Regions from separate parts of the Homo sapiens genome. Here region 2 is linked to region 1. Evidence: read pairs that join two places in POLR2A ChIA-PET (ENCODE). Cell type or tissue: HepG2. All regions are shown on one strand.

What was found. Peaks named below come from ENCODE experiments on the same cell type or tissue, not always from the same donor. Only the 100,000 strongest peaks of a DNase experiment are listed, where the experiment ranks them.
Region 2: POLR2A ChIA-PET joins it to region 1 with 5 read pairs; 2 of 35 experiments call an interaction of 5 or more read pairs at or near these places.

The regions. Positions count from the first base shown.
Region 1 is chr5:56,209,825-56,213,824 of GRCh38, reverse strand. All of the region lies in intron 2 of ANKRD55 (ankyrin repeat domain 55), which reads left to right. Among named protein-coding and RNA genes, the nearest start is that of ANKRD55, 22 kb to the left of the region's middle. In HepG2, no CTCF peak of the experiment used is centred here; a DNase peak (open chromatin) is centred at 2,164.
Region 2 is chr5:55,950,844-55,954,843 of GRCh38, reverse strand. IL6ST (interleukin 6 cytokine family signal transducer) reads left to right here. Exons shown (of 17, transcript NM_002184.4): 11 at 1-34; 12 at 2,493-2,594; 13 at 2,769-2,915; 14 at 3,240-3,380. Among named protein-coding and RNA genes, the nearest start is that of IL6ST, 42 kb to the left of the region's middle. In HepG2, no CTCF peak of the experiment used is centred here; no DNase peak of the experiment used is centred here.

The sequences.
Region 1 (4,000 bases):
CAGAAGGAAATTAATCCTTCAGGGACACTCATAGGCTTTGCAGTGCTTCTGCTTTCCCTGCCCTCTGGTCCTGGTGTTCTATCTTCCGAGACTACGACGCCTTCTGGATAAAACTCTCCCTTTGCTCGTAAGCCAGCCTATCTGTTTACTTCCATCTGCCATGCTAGTCTCAGGCAAGTTTCTGGACTCTTTGCTGCTCTAGTAATCTATCTAGTTTTGAAGCAGAATCTCACTATTTTAATTATTACAGTTTTATATGTTGTACTATTCGATAGAGGAAATCTCCCTCAATATTGTTTTTTTTTTCAATTTTATTGGATATTCTTACCTACTTTTTGTTTGTTGTTTTCTTTGTTTTTGCTTTTAGAATGGTAATATATTCACACACTTTTAAGGTATTTAAAATGTCCGATGAGTAATCCATCCCCGCTCCTACCTTCAGTGGTCCAATTCCCTTCCCTGGAAGCAAAATAATGTAACCAATGTCTTATGCATCCTTCCAGAGAGATTCAGTGTACTAATAAGCAAATACTTAAATATATTCTTTTGTTTTCTTTAAAACATAATTATCTATTTATTTTTACAAATAAAAGTTAATGTTTTCCTGACACCTCCTCCCAAACAATTGTTGGAACTTTGATTGAAATGAGAGTAAACATATTTTAATCTGGTAATAATTAAAATTGTATATACTCTTTAGTCCTCCTGTCTAGGACTATGGTATGCATTTCCATAAATCCAACTTTTCTGTTATATCCCACAATAAAGTTTTTATCCAGAAGGCATCTTAGTCTCAGAAGGTAGAACACCAGGACCACAATATAGTTTTTCTCATTTAAATTATGATATTTTGGTGAGGTTTATTCCTGGGTATTTTATATTTTCATGTAATGAATTATTTTCCCCCTTATGTTATTTAATATAGAACTATCTCGTTTTATATTTATTTTTAAATCTGACTAACTTAATTGAATCTTATTAATTCTACTTATTCTATGGATAATTCCCATGTGCTGTCTGATAGATAATTAAATCATTCAAACCCTGATGGTCAGTGCCACATAGTGGTTGAGAACCCCGGCTTCAGGCCAGATGGACTGGTTTCAAATCCTGTCATTTAATAGCTGTGCAACTCTGGGAAAGTTGTTGAACCTTTCTGTGCTTCAATTTTCTCATCTTTAAATGGAGCGGAGGGGTTAAATACTACCTACTTCATAAAGTTGCTGAAACAAATAAATGGCCTAATTCCAATAAAATTGTTAGGACAGTGCCTGAAAGAAAATTCGTCTGTAAAAGTTAGCTATTAATAAATTATTATTATTTTGCTCTTCCTTTATAATTATTACATTTCATTTCTTTTTGCTTCATATCTTACTGCATTTGTTAGAATTTGTCTTATTTCTTCCCTTCTCTATTGTTTCACTATTACGTATAATGTTTGCAACTGGTTTGAAATAGATAAGCACTTTTTATCTGTTTATCTTATAGGGGTCAAATTTCATAAATGCCTTTCTGGTGTTTGCTCATACAATCACTTATTTTTCCTTTGTTCTATTGGTATGACATATTTTATTAATAGATATCCTCCAACCAAAGTATCTTTATATTCTAGAATAAACTGTATTTGGCCATGATGCATTATTTTATTTCAATACCCAACTGAAATTGATCCAGTAGAATTTAATTTGAAACTTACAATTTTGTATTCACAAACCGAATTGGTCTATAGGTACGCGTGTGTGTGTGTGTGTGTGTGTGTGTGTGTGTGTGTGTGTCTTTACCAGTTTATGCTAATCTTAGAAAATAAATTTTAAAAATTTTACTTTTTTTCTGTGCTTCAATATGAGAACTATTTGTCCCTTGGCCATTTGATATTTATCTTAATGTTTTAAAAGAACTTGTTCAACCTCACTTTAGAATATTTGTGCTATTACCACTAGCCTTAATTCCCTCCCTGTTGTACAGCCAGCCAATTGTTCACAGGTGTGCTTCCAATTTTGGGTTAATATTTAAAGGTTATTTTTGCTACAGTGAGTATAAACTCTAGCACAATGATGTGTAAGGCAAAACACCATGCCACACAGCTTGTGCAACAGGGTGGAAAGAAGGGTACAAGCTGCCGTGAGTCAGTGAGAATGGAATGTGAAAATGTGGAATGTCCATCCAGCACCAAAAAGAGGTCACAAGTTCACTGGAATATATGAGGGCTTTGTCTCTGAGTGAAAGAGTGCTTCCAGACCACAGTGCACAGGGGTCAGAGGGCGGGATCCAAGGCCTGACAGGCTGCAGCCTTACCTGGGTTTTACCAATTGCCACCTGTGCAAGTTTGGATAAGTCACTTTGTTTCTACTCTGTACCTCAGTTTCCTCATCCATAAAATGGGAATAATTGTAGTACCTACCTCAACCTCATACAGTGAGAATCAAAAGAGTCAATTTCTAGGAAGTGCTTACACAGTGCTGGGCATACAGTGAGATACAGTGAGCTCTATGTTAAGTGCTGGCCATCATTAAGACTGTTACTCAGGCATTGAAACGGTCCTGAAAAGATCACATGAGCAATGCAGTACCAGCGGGTGCTCTTATAGAGACTCGGAGATACTGTTTTTCTGTGGAAGTAATCGTGTAGCAGTCTTCACTAACTTTAGGGTTATTCTGAGTCTTTTAATTCCTTCAGATGTGCTACCAACAATTCTAGAAGCTAAGAACTTTGACTGGGGACCTACCACAAGACTTATGGAGTGTGCCTGAAATGGCCTTTGGCTGTACCCCCAAATTCACGCACACCACTACAGAGAGGGTATATCTGGGGTCCCCGCTCCCCAAGCCACAGTTCCAGTGAACAGGCTACAGGAGGAGCCTCCTCTAAAGTGTCAATAATGATTGAGTATATATAAGGTTGCCATTACAATTAAGCAAGGAAAGGGAGAATTAACTAATAACTGACTATTTTGAAAAAAATTGATTGCAGAATACAAAAAGAAAGTTTACAAATTTATATTAAGTACAATTCAATATCAAATAAATAAGCACAAGGTTTCATAAAGTTATTTCTAATCATAAAAGCAGTGAAATCAATTTAAAAATGCAGTATCCATAGATTTTGACTATATAAATGCTGAAAAGATATTTTTTTACCAACAAAACCAAACTGAGAACTTAATTGGCAAACAGGGAAAGGTAACTGTAGCATTATAACAGATGAAGGGTTAGTGTCTTTACTGTATATAAAGCACTTTCTTTTTTTTTTTTTTTTTTTTTTTTTGAGACGTAGTCTCGCTCTGTCGCCCAGGCTGGAGGCAGTCGCGCGATCTCGGCTCACTGCAAGCTCCGCCTCCCGGGTTCACGCCTTTCTCCTGCCTCAGCCTCCTGAGTAGCTGGGACTACAGGCGCCCGCCACCGCACCCGGCTAATTTTTTGTATTTTTAGTAGAGACGGGGTTTCACCGTGGTCTCAGTCTCCTGACCTCGTGATCCGCCCGCCTCGGCCTCCCAAAGTACTGGGATTACAGGCTTGAGCCACCGCGCCCGGCCTATAAAGCACTTTCAAATAAATTGGGTAGAGACAATAGAAAGGATACCAACAGATAATTCATAAAATGGACATAAACATAAAAATACTTCTCTCTCAGGAATAAAAGAAAAAAATGACCATTTCGGGGGTGGTGGCACACTCCTGTAGTCCCAGCTACTCAGGAGGCTGAGGTGGGAAAATAGCTTGAAATCGGGAGGCGGAGGCTGCAGTGAGCTGAGATTGTGCCACGGCACTCCAGCCTGGGCGACAGAACGAGACTCCATCTCAAATTTTAAAAAAAGAAAAAAATGACCATTGAAAATAATCACTATTCTCCTTTCACATCAGCATTAATTTTTTTTAATTGTAAAGCACACTATCACTGATAATGGGGTGAAGTGTGCTCTCAAGCACTGCTTGGGAGTGTGTATTGGTCCAACCTTTCTAGAGGGCAGTTTCACAAAGAGTCAAATCCATTGACTTCCAAG
Region 2 (4,000 bases), 260 kb after region 1:
GAAGATGGTACCGTGCATCGCACCTATTTAAGAGGTATACCTGGCTAGAAACATCTAAATTGATATCCTTTTTCTAACTCTTTAGGCAGCTTTTTCTTTTGCTTATAGTGTTTTGGTCCGTTGAAACGACTTCCAATTTATCATAGCCTCACTACTTACTAGATGTGTGACTTTCAGCAAGTCATACTTAACCTCTCTGAATTACAGTCTCTTTATGAACAGAGTGGGGTTAATACTTTCTTCTTTTTGTACCCCAATATGATTTTATCGTCAAGGGAAAACTCCTAAAACTATAGAGTATAGAGAAATATAAGAGTCCAACCTTTGCTGCTGATTAGTTATATGTTCTCTGTACCTCATCCTTCACATGAGAAAATAGTTTCCTAGAGCATCTGGATGACTTGTGTAATGTCTTAGAACCATCAGATAGAGGAAGCAGAACTAGAACTCAGATTTCCTTATGTCTTTCAATTGGAAGTAGTAACAAAGGACAGAAGTAATGAATCGTAGCGCTCCAGTCTGTGTGTTATGGTGCTGCTTAAGTGGTTATAAAGTGATACAACAACTTTGAAGAGAAAAAAACTCAGTTTATAGTCTTTTGTTGATAATTAATAATTAGAATTCAGCTGTGAATAATATGGTTAATTAGAGAAAAGCCCTAAGCAGAGAGATTCCTGCCATAAAGTTTTTGAGCTTTAGTCATAATACAGGCTGTTTGGACTTACATGTTATTAGTGTACAGTTTTAATAAGCTTGGTTATCTAGTTTACTGACTTTATCAAATTAAAAACATGGTGGAGCTTAGGAAGTCCTGAAACAGGCTGGAAATAACTATAGAAACTTCTTAAAAAAAAATAAATACAGGGTCTCACTCTGTTGCCTAGGCTAGAGTATGGTGGCATGATCATGGCTGACTGCAGCCTTCAACTCCCAGGCTGAAGTGACCCTTCTGCCTCATCCTCTGGAGTATCTGGGACTACAGGCACATGCTGCCACACTCAGCTAATTTTATTTTTTTGTAGAGAGGGAATCTCACTGTGTTGCAAAGGCTGATCTCCAACACCTGGCCTCAAGCGATTCTTTTACCTCAAACTCCCAAAGTGCTGGTATTACAGGCGTGAACCACTGCTCAGAGCCAATAGAAACTTTTTAAAGCAGCAGCCGATGCGGTGGCTCACGCCTGTAATTCCAGCACTTTGGGAGGCTGAGGCGGGCAAATCACCTGAGGTCGGGAGTTCGAGACCAGCCTGACCAATGTGGATAAACTCCGTCTCTACTAAAACAAAATCAGCTAGGCGTGGTGGCACATGCCTGTAATCCCAGCCATTTGGGAGGCTGAGGCTGGAGAATCTCTTGAACCCGGGAGGCGGAGGTTGCAGTGAGCCAAGATCATGCCATTGCACTCCAGCCTGAACAACAAGAACGAAACTCCATCTCAAAAAAAATAGAAGCTAGCATAAGTTGTGGAGACATTAAGTTTGGGTAGGTAGTCGTATGTTGCTCAGTAACCCTGAAAGCATCACATTAGAGTAGAATATAAAAATTGTTCATTTTTTGGTAATATTGAATCATTAAGAAAAGGTAAAATCTGTTTAAGAAGGTAAAGGAGCATGTAACTTCATGAGTAATAGTTAAGGAATATACATTCTTATTGAAGGTATAAATTTCAATAAAACATTTTCTAATATGTACAGATAATATACTGTATAAATAAGAAAAATTTTAGTGGTGCATGCTAAAAAAGATAAAAATAAAGGAAGTTTGTTTTGGTTTTTGTTTTTTTGAGACAGAGTCTCACTCTGTCGCCCAGGCTGGAGTGCAGTGGTGCGATCTCGGCTCACTGCAAGCTCCGCCTCCTGGGTTCAAGTGATTCTCCTGCCACAGCCTCCCAAGCATCTGGGACTACAGGTGCCCACCACCATGCCCAGCTAATTTTTGTATTTTCAGTAAAGGGGGGTTTCACCATGTTGGCCATGCTGGTCTCAAACTCCTAACCTCAAGTGATCCTCCCACCTTAACCTCCCAAAGTGCTGGGATTACAGACGTGAGCCACAGCGCCTGGCCGAGGAAATTTTTTAAGATACCCTTTTTTCCAACTCGCAAACTAGGACCGTTAGTGCTTTCCCCTAGGTCTTACTGCTTTAGTCGTCTTGCTCCTTAGGCTGTTCTCTCTTGTAGGTAAGACATACAAAAATTGTCAGACTCTATAAAATCCAGAGTAATTTGAGATCATTGTTTTATAAATTCTAAATGTAAATACCATCATTGTTCTTAACAATGTATTTTTTATCCACTGCATTGGCAATACTTTTACAGACAGTTTTACCTGATTAAGCTTGAATCCAGTACACAAAAGACAATGCTTACTTAGAAAACTGCAGTTTTAAAAGAAAATTAAGTGGTCATGAAATTATAATGTAAAAATAAATTACGGTATTAACTTGACTTTTTCATTATGGAAAAACATGCTTAATCTGCTATTCTTGCTTTAGGGAACTTAGCAGAGAGCAAATGCTATTTGATAACAGTTACTCCAGTATATGCTGATGGACCAGGAAGCCCTGAATCCATAAAGGCATACCTTAAACAAGCTCGTAAGTCCAAACTCACTTCTTTGAAAAAAAAAGTTTAGGGCTTTGTATTAACAGAAACATTTTATCGCTTTTAAATAAAGATGTATCTCATTATGTTCAAATGATTTTATGACAAGGAAATTTTACTAGATTGTAAATGATTTTCAGTTAGCAAATGTGTTCACTCTGTTACAGCACCTTCCAAAGGACCTACTGTTCGGACAAAAAAAGTAGGGAAAAACGAAGCTGTCTTAGAGTGGGACCAACTTCCTGTTGATGTTCAGAATGGATTTATCAGAAATTATACTATATTTTATAGAACCATCATTGGAAATGAAACTGGTAATAAAACTGTATCAGTTATTAAGAATCAGTTATTTTTTCCTTAAGCTTTTAAGTACTAATTTAAGTCTGTTCTTCTTATACATCTTATAGTATATTGGCCTCAGGAGACACCTGAGAATTTGCCTTATGGTTACTTTCATGGATTTATTGAAAAAGTATTGTGTTGTGCTTTAGAACATAAAATTATGTCAGAACATTATAAAAGTTGTTTTCCAACAAAAATACTTCGCTTCTTTTTTAACACTTTCACAATGCCAAATATAGGCCAAATAAGCAAAAGCATTGAATAGTTGAATGAAGCACAGTTCTTATTTCTTCCAGCTGTGAATGTGGATTCTTCCCACACAGAATATACATTGTCCTCTTTGACTAGTGACACATTGTACATGGTACGAATGGCAGCATACACAGATGAAGGTGGGAAGGATGGTCCAGAATTCACTTTTACTACCCCAAAGTTTGGTAAGAAATAATGAAGTTTGGTTTTTTTTCTTTCTCAAACTTAGGTTAGAAATGAACTTAGTTTATGTGCTAAAATTGTGTTAAAAAGTACATCTTTGGATTCATGATGATTTTTATATTATCTGGCTTTGGTTGGTGGTTTCTTTATAGAAAGTGTTATTCCTCACCTTTTTGGTATTTTATTAACTGCTTCTGACTATATTCAGCTGTACTAAAAATCCTAAAAGAATTTGTGTATCTTTCCATGTGGGTTCATTTTTTTCACTGGTTTGGGTGTGTTCTTTCCTTCTCTATCCTCATTTCTTTCTTTTATTGAGAGATTACTTGAAGGACTAGTCCACTTTACAGTCTTCACTTCCGTACCTCCCACTCAGTATTTAACATACTGAAATTAGGGGTCCTACCCCACCCCTGCACTGAAACCTCTCTGGTGTCACTCAGAAGACCTCTTGATCATCATATGTACTGCATGCTTTTTAGTTTTCATCTTTTTTCTACTTTTTTTTTTTGGAGGCAGGGTCTTACTCTGTTGCCCAGGCTACAGTGGAGTGCAATGGCATGAACATGGCACACTGCAGCCTTGACCTCCTGGGCTCAAGTGATCCTCCTACCTCAGTTTC